Regions from separate parts of the Homo sapiens genome. Here region 2 is linked to region 1. Evidence: read pairs that join two places in POLR2A ChIA-PET (ENCODE). Cell type or tissue: OCI-LY7. All regions are shown on one strand. Each heading gives the region's core, and the rest is flanking DNA. Links, peaks and the distances in the headings are about the cores only.

Evidence for each region. Peaks named below come from ENCODE experiments on the same cell type or tissue, not always from the same donor. Only the 100,000 strongest peaks of a DNase experiment are listed, where the experiment ranks them.
Region 2: POLR2A ChIA-PET joins it to region 1 with 10 read pairs; 2 of 35 experiments call an interaction of 5 or more read pairs at or near these places.

Annotation. Positions count from the first base shown.
Region 1 is chr3:189,136,719-189,142,107 of GRCh38, forward strand. It overlaps a transcript of TPRG1 not described here. Among named protein-coding and RNA genes, the nearest start is that of TPRG1, 33 kb to the right of the region's middle. RefSeq lists an enhancer at 590-1,091. In OCI-LY7, for the core only: no CTCF peak of the experiment used is centred there; no DNase peak of the experiment used is centred there.
Region 2 is chr3:187,534,498-187,539,886 of GRCh38, forward strand. It overlaps LOC105374262 (a long non-coding RNA gene), which reads right to left and starts at 1,447. Exons shown (of 6, transcript XR_007096211.1): 1 at 1,341-1,447; 2 at 789-875. In OCI-LY7, for the core only: no CTCF peak of the experiment used is centred there; no DNase peak of the experiment used is centred there.

The DNA of each region.
Region 1 (5,389 bases), core at 244-5,243:
AATATATTTGCCAAAGTATCTTCCAGTATCCTAAAATAGATAAATGACTCTTCAGTTTGGGGGCAATCCATACATTCCCAGTCTAGGCAATAATTATACTTCCCTGTGTAGACCACTACAGGATTTATAGAGCATTTTAATGTCTATTACCTTATTTGGTCTCCACAATCATCATTCAGTCACTCAATGATCTTTACTGAGGGCTACAACATACCAGGTGCTAGGATAGGTGTATGGAGACAATTTTTAAAAAAATGGACATGACCCCTGTCCTTATGGAATTTGAAAGTCTGGAAAGACAGAGTTCATATTTTTCTTATTTTAGAGACAAACTAAGGTGGAATGATTTGTCCCAGCAAGGTGGTAGAGCTAGGACTCAAACCTGGGCTTCCCATTCTGAATCCAAGACTGTGATTTTGCCACGCCTGCTTTGCAATCATTGGGAAATCCCTGTGTATCTTCCAGGAGTTAACTGAAAGAAAATAATGTCAATGAAAACATCAAAGTGGCAAATAAAGAAGCCCAAAGTATCAACATTAAGAAAGCAACAAAATAAACAGCTTCTGAAAACCCCAAAATGTGTGTGTGTGTGTGTGTGTGTGTGTGTGTGTGTGTGTGTGTGTGTGTGTGTTTGGGTGAAGTGAGCTCTCAAACCAAAACAAGTAACAGCAGCAATAGCCACTTGAAAACAGAACAAAACAAAAAAACAAAAACAACAAAAAAAGAATTTTTCCCTCAAATCTGGAATGCAGCAGGGTGTCCTTAAGTTGTACAGAGCAGTGTTTGATGTGAGCATCCAGGCCCTGCTGTGAACAGAGCTCTACATTCCACACAGCCCTTATTGACTGGCTTTGCTGGACTCAAATGTGAGCAGGCTACAGCTTTGCCTCTGGCCATTAGAAGGATAATCTTTCTTGGGGGTCCCAGTAGGGTGCCAAGTGGGAATGCAGTGAGCGGGAGAGAGAGGCAGGAGGCCTATTTTGATAGGGAAGTTCCGCATGTCTACAACACTTTATGCCTGCTTCTCTCACGTGAGCATCCTTCCCCCTTCTCGTGTCTCTGTATGTAGCCAGTATAGGCCTTGGTTGGTGGATGGGTAGAAAGAAAAATGTGATCTTCCTTTTCCTGCGCTATGATGAGATCTTCTAAAGGTGAATCAAATGGACAATTCCATTTGTCTCTGTGCCTCTCTATTTTTAAGCTGGAAGATGTAGCCTTAGGGTACCTAATTCCATAGATAATAGACAAAAATAGAAAGGAAAAAAGAGAGCTGCCTTAGACGTCCATTAAAGCCTTGAATAAGACATAGTGCCTGCCTCAAGAGGAGGGACACATATGTGTAAACCATAGTTCCATTATCACATAATAATGGGCATGTACAAGTTTTGTGAAAGCCCAGGGGAGGAAGTGACAATACTTCTGGGTGGGTGTGTTAGAGCTGGGTCCTGCAAGTAGGAGTTTACTCAATACAAAAGTGTAATTGGAGTTCAGGAGAGAAGAGACAAGGGAAAAAATGTCATGTAAGCAAAGGCTTGGAGGTGTGAAAGAGCATGGTGTTTTCAGGGAGTATTTGAGGAGACACTGGTTGTTTTTCTGGTAACAACACATTTTGTGTAATGAGATAAAGTCAATGATTGCTTGGGTTTTATGGCAGGGCTAGCTACATTAACAACCAACCAACAAATACCAGCGGATTAAGAGAGCAGACTTTCATTTCTCACCCACTTCCCAGCACAATACAGGTTGGCAAGGGAGTTATGCTCCAGGCAGTCATTCAGAGACCCAGGTTCCTTCCATCTTCTGGTTTTCTCCTCCCCTTAGTTCCTCAGGTCTTTGCCACTCAGCTGGAGGTTGGAGAAAGAGAATGAGGATCAGGCACGCATAGGAAGTTTAAAGGTGATGTCTGGAAGTTGTGTACATCACTCCTGTCCATATGTATGCCTTTGGCTAGAACTTAGCCACCCAGCCACACTCAACTGCAAGGGGTCCAGGGAATTAGAGGCTAAGGGGAGAACACATTGTTAAGCAGATCGGTGTCTATCACAGCTTTGTGTCTGGAGAACAGGAGGATGGAGAGCATGAGGGCTTTATGCATATAAGATAGAACTTGATGAAAGTGTTCTAGCTTCCCTAGGGGACAAGCATGTAATAAAGGGGTCAGGGAGGGCTCTAGGTGAAAGGTGCCCTGTGGCCACACTCCTTGGGGAAAAGAAGATGAATGATTCTATCTGAAAGGTGTTTGTACTCAGACAGAAAAAAAATCTGCTCCAGCCATGAGAAAATGGACAAAAAATCACTGTAGCTCAGCTCTTAAAATGGGAGCAAAAGAAACCCAGCCAAGTAGACAACTTACAGCCCCAACATTTAGAAAGCACCATGTGGTTTACTGTATGCTCACACACAAGGTTCTCAGCTGATCCTCACAAAGGAGGAGGACCTGGTTGAAAATTATCCCTGTTTTAGAAGTGGAAAAATGTATGCTCAGAGATGTTAAATAAGTTGCCAAGGGTTGCACAGTAAGTAAGAGATGCATCTGCCACTGAAACCCACACTGTGCTCTTTGCAGTTTCACAGACCCTCCTCTGTGTAGCGGAGATACTGACCACACTTTGGGGAGCTGACCCGGATCCAGCCCTGGACTGGGGGCCAGGATCCTAGGGAAGCTCTCCTCCATCACCCAGCCCTCTGTTTGCCTGACTTCTGGAATCAGTGAACCAGCTCCTCATCCAGAGAGCACGTACATGTTAGCTGTCAAACAGTGCGTGCCGCATCTGACAACCCTAATATCACTGTTTGTATTATCAGACAATTACCAGCCGAGCTCGTATTCATAATTTGACTAACAACTCGCGACAATGATTATTTTTCCTTTTCTGGCAAAACAAATATAGCAGCGTTTTCTTTTCAGCATCAGCGCTGATGCTCCTTGGCATTCTATCAGCTGAAGGATTTTTTTTTTTTTTTCAAAAAAAAATGTTAGTCGTACTCCCCCACATCTCGCTAACTTTACAGTCCCCCATGGCATCTGTGTGCAGTGAACTGAGCTGTTGAGACTAAATGTAATTTGCAATCAAGCTTCTGTTAACATGGAAATGTACCGGCTGGTCTGCTGCAATATGGGTTCTCATTCTGTCTAGCATATGGTTGCATTAAATCCAGTCTCCAGAATGTCTCTTGTTACCACATTGTCAATCCGTGCAGAGCAGAGAACCCTAAAAAACCACTAAAGGAACATATTTTTGGAATTGGCTCTTCTATTGGATCTTGACAAGAGCTGTCCAAAGACATACTTGGTTACTTGAAATGAACTAGCCCTGTCAGATCTATGCACACACACACAGAGACACACAATAAACTTGAAAACTGGCTTGATGCTCTGTAGTCGTAAGCATAGGAATCATGCTGGAGGACAAAGGAAAGAAGGTGAAGGACTCAGCTTCACCAGATACACTTGAGACTCCTTTATAGGTTTTCTCTTGGTATCTCAATATTTAAGGCCCAGAAAATTAGAGTTGGACAGGACATAAGCAGTCTTTGTGGCTAAAAGCGTAGGCTCCTGAAGTGGATGGACTTAAGCTTGAATCCTGACCCCAGCCCTCCCTAGCTTGGTGACTTTGGGCACATTCCGAAGCTTTGTGTGCCTCAGTTACTTCATCTGTAAAATGGAGTGGACGAAGTGTACCCTCACAACTTACAGCATTATAGGGGATTAAATCCCTACACACGGGACTTATGTCAACAAATCATTGCTATTACTTAGTATTAATTACCTCTTCCTCACCAACCCTATTCCCAAATCTGATGCTTAAATACCTCCTACAATGTTACCACTATTATTCTCCTTCTCTTGTCTTGCACCCCGCTGGTGTCCAGAAGGCCAGTCTCTTCTAAGGCAGCCCGTTCTTTTCCGTACAATTCTGTTAAATGGTTTTTTCTTATATTAAACACAAATCTTACCTGCACCTTGAGCCTTTCCTTTGGGTCATATAGAAAAGCCTAATTCGGTGGCAGTCCTTCAGGTATTTCAAGAGGGTAATCATGCACTCTGTAAGTATTCTGCAGTTTCATTTGGTACCTTTCATTTCTCCTTTGAATTATGCAGTTTTGCATCCCCTTCCTAGGCAGACACCTCCTCTCGAACTTGCCTGGGTATGTCCGCGCCAATCTTGATTTCTGCAGCCCAAGCTGAGTGCCGTGTTTGCAGCTGCTGTATCACCAGCCTGCAAACCAGGTCCTACCTGGTGATGAGTAAGGATTTGCCTGATTACTTTAACACAGCTCAAAAGTGGACCTATTTGCACACAAGTACATCAAGCTTTATAAAATAGACTCTCCTTGAAGAATTAACAAATAGCAGTTTTCAGCAAATCATACTTTAAATTCAATGCAGGAAAAAGAGCTGCATGCCTACAGGTCTCTGTATCATGTTGCAGAAAAAATCCTTTTTTCAAGGAAGTAATTTCCATCCTTATACATCTCTTCTGTAAATCTAAAGTTCTGTAAGTTGTATGGAATGTGCTTTAAGTAAGAAACACACACAGACGGTGCACTGTATCTCACCGAAGAGATAGGATGCAATATCCTCCAACATTTAAAGGGCACTTTGGGAGGTCAGGGGAAAATGGAGGGGAAGACATTCTAGCCATTCATTCATTCATTCATTCATTCATTTGTTTAAAACCTATTTGTGTGCCAGACACTGTGTTAGGCACCAGGCATGTTTCTAACAAGCTGCTCTTGCCACCAAGAAGCCGGAAGACAGGTTAAAGCCAATTAAGATATGCCAAGTGCAGGATGCTGTGGGGCCATCTCACCTAGTCTTGAGTAGCTCAAAATCCAGGGATGGGGATAGATATGAAGGAAAATAATTACATTACTATGGAATAAGTGTTATATTTAAAGACTGTACAAACTGCTCTGAGCACTTTGAGAAGAGAATTTGTTCATCAAATATTTTATTGAGCACCCAGTATTACTGGATCTACAATGAAGAGCAAAACATAGTCCTTGAAATTTACCAACGTTACAGTCTCAAGTATTTGTGTGTGTAGTCTTAAATCAAGTTCATACACTATATTTTTTATTGATTGATTACTTTAAAAAGCTGTGACAAGTGTAATGAAGGAAGAGAACAGGATTCTAGTAGAAAATTAGATGGGGCCCTGACTGGAGAAGTCAATGGGATATGAAGGATTTCTCCTCCAAGTGGTATTTAAGTGGAGACCTGAGAGATAAATTGCAATAAGGATGACAAAGATGGAGACAAGCACCTGTTCAAAGACCTGAAAGAGGGACCAAGTTTAAGGAGTCTGAGGAACTGGGGGAAACAGGGTGACAGAAAGGGGGTGGTCAGGAATGTCTTTGCTGAGCAGGTGGCTCCACTAAGGAA
Region 2 (5,389 bases), core at 309-5,308, 1.6 Mb before region 1:
CTTGAGAAAATTCACAGAAGGACATCTAAGGTAGAGTCGGAGAACAGAGACAGGTGAGTTCACCTTATTTGTTAGGTATAATGAAAATATTGAAATATAAGTCCTGAAAAAGAGTTTTGGACAGTACTATGAATGCCTTGATTTGGCAACATGAGTAGGTTATACTTGATTCATAGGAAATGGAGAATCTTTAAAGGATTTCAAGTGAGCATTGTTGCTTCCAAAGAAATTAACTTCCCCTAATGGGGAATAAAAGAGGAGGAAAATAGTCTTTTAGTCAAATGGCCATTTATTCACCAAACCATAAGGACTCTTTGCTACCTAGAAACTGTATACTTGGTCTTAATAAAATGGATCTTAATAATAATAATACTTATTCTCCTATAGCAATTTACTTTGCAGATTGCCTTTGGAGCGAAATCTCATTTGATTTTTGCAAAAAAAAAAATTATTGGACTGAGATTCCCAATTTCCTATTGAAGATGAGAAAACTGAGGCTCAAAGAAAATTAAGAGATGTCTAACTCCAGACATCTGCTTAGATATTGTTAGCCCTAAAATCAGAACCAGCTTATGACTGCCCCATACAACTCATTTTATTTCTTTAGCTCAGAAGAATGGAAAGGAAAATAGTATGTTGAGTTTTTAAAGATGTTAGGACTTTTATTTCTAGCATAAGGCATAAAACAAAGGCTTATTTCAACTCCAGAAGATGGTACTAACACCTGGGAGGAGTTATTTATTGAGAAGACATTTCTTTATATTCATAGCCTAAGCCCCACTACTTACGTTCCCATGCAATGAGAGTTTGATGACAAGACATTGATTTAAGGAAGTGTGATGTGACTCCTCCACCCTGTGTCACTCCTTGTCCACCTGAAAAGTACCATAATAAATCGTATCAAAAGAAACCTTTTCTTTTGTGGTGCTTAAAGAAAAGGAGAGGAAACTGAATGTATCAGGCTTGGTGCTCAGTAAGACAGAAATAACTCTTGACTTAGTCAATTTTCTCTAAGGCGTATAGCAATCTATGGTTGCCCAGCTGAGGGCCAAGATTTTAAATAAAATTCTCACATTTGGACTGCCCACCAGTCTGAATATGTATCTATGTCTACACCCAGAAGACTTGTAAACTCAGGATTTTATAAAGGCAAAAGATAATTTGATCAAGATTGACCAAACTAAGTCAAAGAAATACAAAACTATTTCCTTTTTCTCTATGGTTGACCGAAATGTAAATCTGAATACAAAGAGGTTCTGGCATTCATTTCTGATTGCCTCATCACCAAGAAATGGGTAATAGTGTGGCTAAGAGAAGTTAGTTTGTCCCGATGCTGCTACCTCTAGAATAATTCATGCTGTAATAATCCTTTTGGTGTTCCCTGGACTGTCCTCTGCCACACATGGGGCAATAAAATGATCAAGTTCTGGCTGGGCGCGGTGGCTCACGCCTGTAATCCCAGCACTTTGGGAGGCCGAGGCGGGTGGATCACGAGGTCAGAAGATCGAGACCATCCTGGCGAACATGGTGAAACCCCGTCTCTACTAAAATATAAAAAAAATTAGCCGGGCGTGGTGGTGGGTGCCTGTAGTCCCAGCTATTCAGGAGGCTGAGGCAGGAGAATGGTGTGAACCCGGGAGGTGGAGGTTCAGTGAGCTGAGATTGCGCCACTGCACTCCAGCCTGGGCGACAGAGCGAGACTCCGTCTCAAAAGAAAAAAAAAAAAAAAGATCAAGTTCTTCATAACAGGGAGGTTCGTTTCAGTTAGCAGAAATAGTCCTAAGTTTTGCTTATAGATTTGTTCAAGTGTTTTGTTTAGGAAGCTTTGATTCCGTCTAATATTTTAAAATAAAATCCATGACAATAATTAGTTTTTATGTGGGAATGACGTCACAATGGTGGTTTCTGAGAACAATGGCTCAGTGCCCCTGTGTCCTGACAGCATCCATGCCTGTGTGCTGGGCCCTATGCCCATGAGCTCTGCCCAGTTGCTGCTTGAAGAGAAAGGGGTTGTACCCCTCATAATTTTAGCAGAAAAAAAATTTTTTTGATTATGCTTGAGCTGAATATCTTTTCTTCATTTGGCAGCACTGTGTTCTATAATACACAGCTTCTGCGTCACCAGGAAATCCTCCGTGGTTACGGCAGTTTGGGGCATGTGCAGTCTCATGTGGCCCATAGTGTCACAGTACCTCATTTAACCTGCACAGTTCCCATTTCCGCAGAGATAAAAATTGAACCCGAGAGGTATCAATGACAGGGATATGTTCTGGGAAATGTGTCATTAGGTCAGCAGTCCCCAACCTTTGTGGCACCAGGTACCGATTTCATGGAAGACAATTTTTCCATGGATGAGTGGTCTGGGTGGTGCGGGTGGTGGGGGGATGGTTTCGGGATGAAACTGTTCCATCTCAGGTCATCAGGCGTTAAATTCTCGTAAGGAGCCGCAACCTAGATCCTTCATGTGTGCAGTTCACAATAGGGGTAGGCGTTGAGCTCCTGTGATTATCTAATGCCGCCCCGATCTGACAGGAGGCAGAGCTCAGGTGGTAATGCTCGCTCACCTGCTGCTCCCCTCCTGGTGTACAGCCTGGTTCCTAACAGGCCACAGACCCATACCTGTCCGTGGCCCGGGGGTTGGGGACCCCTGCATTAGGCGAGTGCATTGTTGTGCAAATATTATGATGTCCTTACACAAACCTAGATGGTATAGCCTACCACATACCGAGGCTCTATGGTACAGCTTATTGCTCCTACAAACCTACAACCCTGTACAGCATGTTACTGTGCTGAATACTGCAGGCAATTGTAGCCCAATCGAAAGTATTTGTGTATCTAAACACATCTAAACATAGAAAAGGTATAGTAAAAATACAATATAAAAGATAAAAACTGCTGCACCTGTACAGGGCGCTTACTATGTATGGAGCTTGCAGGACTGGAAGTTGCTCTGGGCGAGTCAGTGAGTGAATGGTGAGTGAATGTGAAGGTCTAGGCCATTGCTGCACACTACTGTAGACTTTATAAACACTGCACACTTAGGCTACATTACATTTATTTAAAATTTTTAATTTCTTCAATAATAAATTAACTTTAGCTTATTGTAAATTTTTAACTTTCTAAAGCTTTTAACTTTTATTAACTTTTTAACTCTTCTAAAAACAGTTTAAAACACAGCCACATTGAAGAGCTGCATGAAAATATTTTTATGTCCTTTTTATATGAGCTTCTTTCTATTTATTATTTTCTATTTTTGTTTAACTCTTTAAATTTTTTTTGTTAGAAGCTAAGGCACAGATACACATATTAGCCTAGTCCTACACAGGGTCAGGATCATCAGTGTCTATCTTCCACCTCCACATCTTGTCCCGCTGGAAGGTCTTCAGGAGCAACAGCAGGCATGGAGTTGCCATCTCCGTCCATAACAACCCTTCCTCAAATACCTCCGGCAGGACCTGCCTGGGTCTCTTTTACAGTGAAATTTTAAAAAGTATATAAGTAGAAGGAGACACACTCTAAAATAATGATAAAAATATGGTATAGTAACTATATGAACCAATAACATAATTGTTTATTATCATGATTGAGTACCATGTACTGTACATAATTGTATGTGCTATACTTTTATATGACTGGCAGTGCAGTAAGTTTGTTTACACCAGTATCACCACAAACATGTGAGTAATGAGTTGTGCTATGACATTACAACAGCTGTGACTTCACTGGGTGATAGAAATTTTCAGCTTCATTAAAATCTTATGAGACCGACATTGTACTGTGGTCTGTTGTTGACTGAAACATTATTATGCGACACATGCTTGTATTTATAAAATGAAAATAACATTTGTCCCAGAGAGTTATTATACAAATGATACAATGAATGGAATAAAAGAGTATAAATTGTAACACACCATACATGTAAGAGAGCGTTCTAATATTTCAATGGTATTACTACAACTACCACTAATATTACTATTATCACCGCTATCCCAACCAGGGTTTTGGATGATGTATTTTTTCTACTTATGTGTAAGCAAATAACAAAAACAGAGGTTAACTATAAAGGGATAAGTGGTTTTTAGAGGAGAAATAGAGCTAGAAGGTAGACTTCTTTGAATATATTTTATTTGTAGACTTGATCTTGGAGAGGTACAAATATATTGTACAATTTTAAAATATAATTTAAACAAAATAACTATATCTATAAATCGGAAACAACAAAGTAAATAAATCTACTCTGTATCTACCGATGACATAAATGTATAGAGAGAAACTATTACAGGAAACGTTAAAACACATAAATTTGAATGTGCATCTCTAAAGAGGATATAATCTAAGAAAAAAAGTAATTGTAAAAAATGTTTCAGGCCGACTCTGGGCCCACTGCCTACGAGTTAGCCCTGGTCTGCAAGGAGCAGGGGGAAAAATGTTTCTAACTGCTTCCAGTAATCATATTGGTGATGGTATTTTGATTCTAACAGTGCTTTGTTTGTAATGTGAGATGAAGCAAATGAGTAATTATGTGAAATCTAATACTATCATCCCTTGTGCCCTTGAGAAGTAAAATTTTCTTTAGGGAGAAAGGAGATATAGATGTAAGTTTGAGAAGTTAAGCAAAATATCAGTAGTACTAAATCATAACTGGAATTATTGCAATGAATTCGTGAGATATTTTATTTTTTGAAGAACCATATTTTTTTGAAGAACCATCTTTTTTGAAGATCCACTAAAAAAGCCTACAAACAATGACCAAACCAGTAATAATAACCATCTCTATTTCTCAGATGTTATTTTTATATCCAGGGCAGAAAATACAAACATAAGCCTGGTATAGCTTGCCATACTAGATAACAAGGAAGATATCAAAACCTACTAAGATTGTTTCAAGTGACTTACATGCCAGTGTCAATAGACCCCCATTGACCACAAATTGGGCAATCTGAGCATCAGTAAGGATACTAACTGCAATGGATTAAAACATATAAAATATGCTTAAATTCATGCATTCATAGTACTATGAAAAAGGAAAATAGTTTTTTACTATCAGAGAATGCTAGGGACTGCATTCATTATTTTGAAAATGGATCAAGGGAAAGATTCAAACATTTATTTTGCCTTTACTAAATAAACTGTATCACTAGGTAACCAAGAAAAAGAAGAAAGTTCCATTTTATGCAACTTTCCAGCTAATAGTTGAAGAAGAAATTATAGAATATTACCATTTTGCAACTGCAAATGAATTAACTGATAATCAGCGTTGCTCACATCACAGAATGAAGGACAAACAGAATTATGTGTCTCCTGATAGAATGCAATTCCACCTATGACGTAGTCTTGCCCCAAGGAGAAAGGGGAGGAGGAAGAGGGATCCAAATCTGATAAAGGGTCT